Regions from separate parts of the Homo sapiens genome. Here region 1 is linked to region 2. The links are chromatin contacts, found by Hi-C or POLR2A ChIA-PET in ENCODE. All regions are on one chromosome and are shown on one strand. Each heading gives the region's core, a stretch centred on a gene start or an enhancer-like site at or near the end of the contact. The rest is flanking DNA. Distances are from core to core; before and after follow the strand shown.

What was found. A loop is a pair of places that touch in the nucleus more often than their neighbours do. ChIA-PET counts read pairs that join two places held with the same protein, here RNA polymerase II (POLR2A).
Region 1: a map with no recorded cell type shows a loop between it and region 2 (5-fold over the local background). The contact joins two enhancer-like sites. A Hi-C loop is called at or near these places in 2 of 37 single-sample maps with no recorded cell type. POLR2A ChIA-PET finds 5 or more read pairs at or near these places in 1 of 52 experiments (AG04450).

Annotation. Positions count from the first base shown.
Region 1 is chr10:4,806,443-4,809,915 of GRCh38, reverse strand. No RefSeq gene overlaps it. Among named protein-coding and RNA genes, the nearest start is that of AKR1E2, 18 kb to the left of the region's middle. Within about 2 kb of position 1,600, at least 3 of the 41 ENCODE cell types and tissues checked have a DNase peak (open chromatin) inside an H3K27ac peak, as active enhancers do.
Region 2 is chr10:3,885,388-3,888,987 of GRCh38, reverse strand. No RefSeq gene overlaps it. Among named protein-coding and RNA genes, the nearest start is that of LINC02660, 25 kb to the left of the region's middle. Within about 2 kb of position 2,092, at least 24 of the 41 ENCODE cell types and tissues checked have a DNase peak (open chromatin) inside an H3K27ac peak, as active enhancers do.

The sequences.
Region 1 (3,473 bases), core at 351-2,850, 920 kb before region 2:
TATTAATTCTCTACTCCAAACAACACCATTAAGACTCTGGCCATTTGTGAATGGTATCTGCGAAGGAACAGTAAATATCCCATGATGTTGCTCTCAAGCCCCAGCGCTGACGACAGAGAACAGCCCGACAGTTTTTGTCCTACGGTCTCCTAACCAAGGATCTCCAACAAAGGTGGAAAGAAGATACCCTGGGTCTATCCCAAGCCTCCGTTTCTCAGGTTCCTTCATCTGTCTGTTCATCCCGTCTTCCATTCCTGGATCACCCGGTCTTACCGGACACTGCTATAATTCCTCTGTGTAACTCACAATGGAAAACCTGTTTACACATTGGGAAAGGGATGGAACCAACAGTTCTATGAGCCTTTTGGAATTGAAAACTTGCTGTGTCTGTGCTTAGATAGATATATTTGTAGTAAAGAACTCTCTGCATTCATTGTAAGTTTGATGTAGTCTGTGAGTCCAAAGGGCATTACAGACAGTGAACGCAGAACTGCAGAAGAGGATTATCTCACTTCTAGTCACTCTTCGCTCCAGCCAGTGCTCCACAAAGTTGTAGGGACGCTGGCTAATGAGACACAAATCATGGTGACATCTTTCCTCAAGAATCCACCCATGTCAGTGCTATTTAACCCAGAATAGTTCAACAAACATTATCGGGTACTTATTATGGAGCCAGGCACTGGGCTAGAAGCAAGGGATATAAATATAATACCATGTTGGGAGGCAGAAGCAGGTGGATCACCTGAGGTTAGGAGTTCAAGACTAGCCTGGCCAACATAGCGAAACCCCGTCTCTACTAAAAATACAAAAATTAGCCAGGCATGGTGGTGCATGCCTGTAATCCTATCTACTCGGGAGGCTGAGGCAGTAAAATCGCTTGAACCTGGGAGGTGGAGGTTGCAGTGAGCCAAGATCATGCCACTGCACTCCAACCTGGGCAACAGCATGAGACTTCATCTCAAAAAATAATAATAATAAAAATAAATAAAGAAATAAATGTAATACCACCTGAATTGCTCTCCAGGAGCTTAGACTTATAAGGAAGGCAACCTTTAGATAGGTAACTTCACTTTCACATATTTGCATGTGAATATATACCCATATATAATAGGTATCTGAACTGCCCATTATGGTATACACAAAAGAGGAAAATAGCCTTTTCTTGGAGAATGAGAGGGTGCCTGAGTGGAGACATAAAAAATGATGAAAATATGTCTTCATAATAAATATGGTATAAAAAAAATCCAGGAAAAGAAATAGTGTGAGCAATACAGTAGAGTCACAGAAAGACAAGAAATGTAGCTTTTGTAGACCACAATATTTCAGGAAAAAGAAGAGATGAAGCTGCAGGCTTTTGCTAGAGATCCATTTTTAATATGCTGAGGAATTTATACACTTAGAGATGAAAGGGGTCTTTAGAAAGCTAAGAAAGAGGGATGATTGATATTCTACTTTGGATGGATGGTGCCGGGACTCAAGTGGATTCAAGTGGGGATAAGATTGGAGGAAATGACTAATGTGGCATTGCAAATATTTCAGGCAGAAGACAATGGCACTGGATGAGAAAGGATGTGAATTATTCTAAAAATGTTTGCAAAGCGAAACCAGCAGCATGTAAAAATGGCATCACGTCATCACCATGTGTGGTTTATTCTGAAAATGAAAGGGTGGTTTAATATTCAAAAATTAATCAATGCTAATAAACCATATTAACAGACTAAAGAAGGAAAAGCATATGATCATCTTTTGAGATGCAAATAAAACCCTGAAATAATTCAATGTTTATTCATTCAATACAATAAAAAGTCCTCAACTAAAAAAAAAAACCCACAAAATACCTACAAATGAAGTCATTTATTAGTAAAAGATTGAATGCTTTCTTTCTAAAATCAGGAACAAGAAAAGGATGTCCCCTGTTACTATTTTTATTGGTCGTTGTAGGTAGCTCAATAAGGAACAAGAAAAAAGAAATGAAAGCACATAGATTGTAAAAAAAAAAAAAACAAAACAAAACAAAAAAAAACTGTTTCTATTTACAGATAGTGTAATTGTGTAAGAAAATACAAATGAATCCATAGGAGGCTACTAGAACTGAAACATGATATTAGCAAAACAATGTTTAAAAACCAGGCCGGGGCCCGGGCATGGTGGCTCATGCCTGTAATCCCAGCACTTTGGGAGGCCGAGGTGGGTGGATCACGAGGTCACTAGATTGAGACCAGCCTGACCAAGATGGTGAAACCCCGTCTCTACTAAAAATAGAAAAATTAGCTGGGCATGGTGGCACGCGCCTGTAATCTCAGCTACTCAGGAGGCTGAGGCAGGAGAATTGCTTGAACCTGGGAAGCGGAGGTTGCAGTGAGCCGAGATCGCGCCACTGCACTCCGGCCTGGTGATGGAGTGAGACTCCGTCTCAAAAAAAAAAAAAAGAAAAAAAAAATCAGGCCGGGTGCGGTGGCTAATATGTGTAATCCCAGCACTTTGGGAGGTGGAGGGAGGAGGATCCCTTGAAGCCAGGAGTTTCAGATGAACCTGCCCAACATAGCAAGACCCTGTGTCTACGAAAAAAGAAAATTAGCTGGGCATGTTAGTTTGTGCCTGTGATCCCAGCTATGAGGTGGGAGGATTGCTTGAGCCTCCATGTTTGAGGCTGCAGTGAGCTATGATTGTGCCACTGCACTCCAGCCTAGGTGATGGAGTGAGACCCCCCCATCTCTAATAAATAAATAAATAAATAAATAAATAAATATCAGTTGCATGTTAATGTGCTAGCAATGAACAATTTGAAATTGAAATTTCAAGACTGCCATTTTAATAGCACCAAAAACCTAAAATAATTATGATGTATAAATGTAACAAACTCTGTGAATGACCTGTATGTCAAAAAATTTAAAAAAAAGTATGAAAGAAACATTGATTAAAGACCACCTAAAAAGACATGAAGATGTTCTCTAGTCATGATCTGGAAGACTCAAGTGATATTGTCATTTCTCCCCAAATTAATTTATAGAATTAATGCAATTTGAATCAACATGACACGTGATTTTTAAAATAAGAGTTGACACAGTGCTTCTAAAATTTAGTAAAAATTCAAAAGAATAACCCAAACCACACTGAAAAAGGGAGAACATAATTGGAGGGCTCACGCTACCTGGCTCAAGGCTCACTGTAAAGCTGCAGTAGTCAAGTCAGTGTGGCATTAGCAGAAGGATAGACACCTGAATGAATGAAACTGAAAAGAGTCCAGAAATAGACTTGCTAAATATTGTCAATTGATTTTCTACAAAGCTTTGCAAAGGCAATTCAATTGAGAAAGGAAAGTCTTTGTAGTAATCGATGCTGGGATATTCGTATGCATAAAAATTGCACTTTGACCCATATCTTGCACTGTATAGAAAAATTAACTCAAAATAGATTATAGACTTAAATATTAAAACATATAAAGTTTGTTTTTAAAATTGCTTTAAGTTCCA
Region 2 (3,600 bases), core at 843-3,342:
TACTCAGGAGGCTGAGGCAGGAGAATCGCTTGAACCCAGGAGGGTAGAGGTTGTAGTGAACCGAGATCTCACCACTGCACTCCAGCCTGGGCAACAGAGCAAGACTCCATCTCAAAAATAAATAAATAAAATAAATAAAGTTAGTCGCACATGGTGGTGTGTGTCTGTGGTCCCAGCTACTTGGTAGGCTGAGGTAGGAGGCTCGCCTGAGCCTGGAGAGTTCAAGGCTACAGTGAGCCATGATCGCACCACTGCACCTCAGCCTGGATGACAGAGTGAGACCCTGTCTCAGGAAAAAAAAAAAAAAAGAAAGAAACAAACAAACAAAAGAAAATTTGGATATTTGCTCCTGATGTAAAAAAGAAACTCAGCATTTCAGATTGCAAATATACATTTATAATTGCAAAAATAATACAAAGGAATAATTTTAGGGAAAAATACAATACATATATGTATATATGAGACCAAAGGGAACGCCTCTGGTCTTATGTCTGGGTAACTATGACATGAAGATAAGTGGCCTCCAAAACAGCTCTCTGCCCTGTGCTCTGACTCAATCATTCATTTAAGTTACACGAGTTTATGGAGAGATCAATGTGCCAGGCCCAATGATAAGCACAGCACAGAAGCTACAAACCAGGCCTTCAGGACCTTGTCCTCCGGGGGCTGTCCTCAGCTCCCTGTCTGACCCCTGCAGGTAAGGATCTCCTGATTTGGTTAATTCCTTGAGGAATGTCCCCTGAGGTTAAGAACAATGTGTATCCTCAGTGAGTAGCAGAGTGCCTTTGTACACAATGCCCATGTGATGAATTAGGTGAGTTAATAACATGAGGGGCTGGAACGAAGGAGGAACGGAATGCCTTGAGAAGTTTTAGAAAACTAGTTTGTGTCTGGGGCACCCTAAGCCTTGGAGGAAGCTGTGACTCAGTCCCAGAGCAGCGGTGATAGTAACTAACCCCAGACACTGACGTGCCAGGCTCCGTTTTGCCAGGAAATTCCCCTTAGTGAGAAGGACGGGTTTGTTCTCATTTATGGCTTTCTCCACCTCTCTTGAATGAACAGGAGTCTCAGGAAATGTCTGGGAACCGGAGACTATGGAAAATAAAATTTTTAAAATGTGAAACACAGCAAAGTTTTTTTTTTCTTTGTTTTGAGACAGAGTCTCGCTCTGTCTCCCAGGCTGGGGTGCAGTGGCCTCATCTCACCTCACTGCAGCCTCCATCTCCCAGGTTCAAGCGATTCTCGTGCTTCAGCCTCCCAAGTAGCTGGGACTACAAGGCATGAACCACGATGCCCGGCTAATTTTCTGTATTTTTAGTAGAGATGCGGTTTCCACATGTTGGCTGGGCTGAGTCTTGAACTCCTGGCCCCAAGCCCACTTTGGCTTCCCAAAGTGCTGGGATTACAAGTGTGAGCCGCCGCACCTGCCCAGCTCACAGCAAAGCTTTTTGAGAATGTGATAATAATCTGGTAATAATGGCTCTTCACCAAGTAACTAAGGTATTTCACAGCTTTCCTGGCTTAACCAGTTAGGTTAAGGAAAAGAGAAGCCCCCAAGGTGAGGTGAGGCCTCCTGGAATTAGGGCTGGAATCCACTGATAAGTAAGGGTCTGAGTCTGCCTACCCAATTTTACATTCGCTGGTAAAGACTGGAGTCCTTTTATTCCCTAATTATGTGGCTCATGGATCATCTATTTAGATCTACATAGATCCTTCAGGATCTATTTTTATCTATCATCTGTTGCTGGAATTTGTTGTTAAATGAACTGACTGTACTTTATGTTTCATCACCCCTTGCACACACTCACAGGCGTCCATCTCTGCGCGGTTAATCTGAGCCAGGAGTTCCCTGTGACGTCAGTAATAACTGACCTATTTATCTGTGTCCCGGGCTGCTGATCTCAAAGTAGAGGTTTAAAGGAAAGAACACCAGAAATCATTACCTTCTTGCCTGTATAATTAGTAATAGGAAAAACCCAGAAAGAGACAGAGAGAAAGGGGGGAAAAAATCCTCTGAGAACCCTGGTATATGTGGCCGGCTAATTCAAAAAAGTCCCAGGGTAAGTTGGAAAACGCGTTCTTTAAGACCAGATCAAGGTCTCTGCTCGTCATCAGGAAATATGATTTGTGCTAACACAGGCCTTCCGTTAAAAACCTCCCGGGCAAGTTAGCTAAGGACAGCAGGTCTGACCTATGAGTTAACCAAAACATTACCTCATCTGCAAAGAACTCCAAGAACCATTCAGATCCTGAGGTCCAAAATCCTTTTTCTAGGTTTCTGTAAGTTTCTCACTTTCAAAGCATGTACAAGTGTGGCTCCTCTGTCTCCCAAAGGCAGGCAGCTTGGGGCCGCACTGCTGTCATCAGTAGAAAAAGGCAATGTCAGAAGTTCTTTGAAATTTCCGAACAATGACAGGCGTTAACATTTTTCCAAAATACTGCTACCAAATTCTAAGGTGATAAATATGAAAGAAAAAAATTCGTAAGCATTTCAGAAAATAAAGAGTGGATATGCAGAAGATAATGAAAACGATTAGGCCTCCATCTCTACCCGAAGCTGCCTAAACAGCTCCCGAGGGGAGGAGGGCTCTTCAGATCCGCGGGGCGGGGCTCCCAGGCAGCCTACAGCACCAGGACAGCATCCATCTCCCCCTCCGCGGCTGCAGAAGGTCAAGTCAGCATTGCTTCCTTCTTCCCGCGCAGCTGGAGTGGAGCGCCCACAGCCCCCTTTACAAAATAATAATAATAATAATAATAATAATAATAATAATAATAATAATAATAATAATAAACAAGTGATGGAAAAGATCGGGCTCTGTTCTTGTTGCAGCGGGGGTGAAGCTCCCAGGAGCCCCCAGACCTTGGGTGTATGGCTACCTGATATATTTGCTATATTAGTGCTCCCTGATGTTAAACAAATAGAATACTCTTTTTAGGTTAGTTGGAGTTTAACTGTGTTTTAACTAAGGGGTGCAGCTTTGGCCTACGGGCTAGAAAGTTTGGTTAGGAGGTTAGCACTGATGATGCGAAAAATGGTCAAGATGGTAACGTGGCCTTCTGCAGGAGAGGGGGCGATGGACGCTGTCATTGCACTGTAGGTTGCCTGGGAGCCCGCCCAAGGGGTCTGAAGCCAGCTTCAGCTGCAGCACAGAGAACAGCTCTTGAGTGTCTAGGGAATGGGGCTTGCTGCCGCTTTGGCTTTGCATCTGAGGGAGAGTGCTTTGCTAGGTGGATGTGTGTTAAGTGAGGAGAAGTAGGGAGGTATAACTCCAGCAACTACGCAGTCTCCTTGCCAGTGAGTCCCGTTTCTCATCCATATAATGCTGGTCACAGACAAGCAAAGAAGGAAGAATTTTGGAGTCAGGATTACTTCAAGCTGCATTCGAATCCCATAAAAGTGACTTATTTCTGACTATAGATCGTCAGCCTGGCAGGTCCAGCTCAAGGACCTTCCAGGGAATGGAGCAGCAGTGCTGGTGAGGCAGTTGGAACCTGCCTGCAGTCCTGGGAGCCTCCTTTAATAGAACTACAAAAGTCAACGTCACTCAAATGCCACTCTGTGTCTGCATGGGGGGGAACAAAGCCCTAAAAAGCTAAATG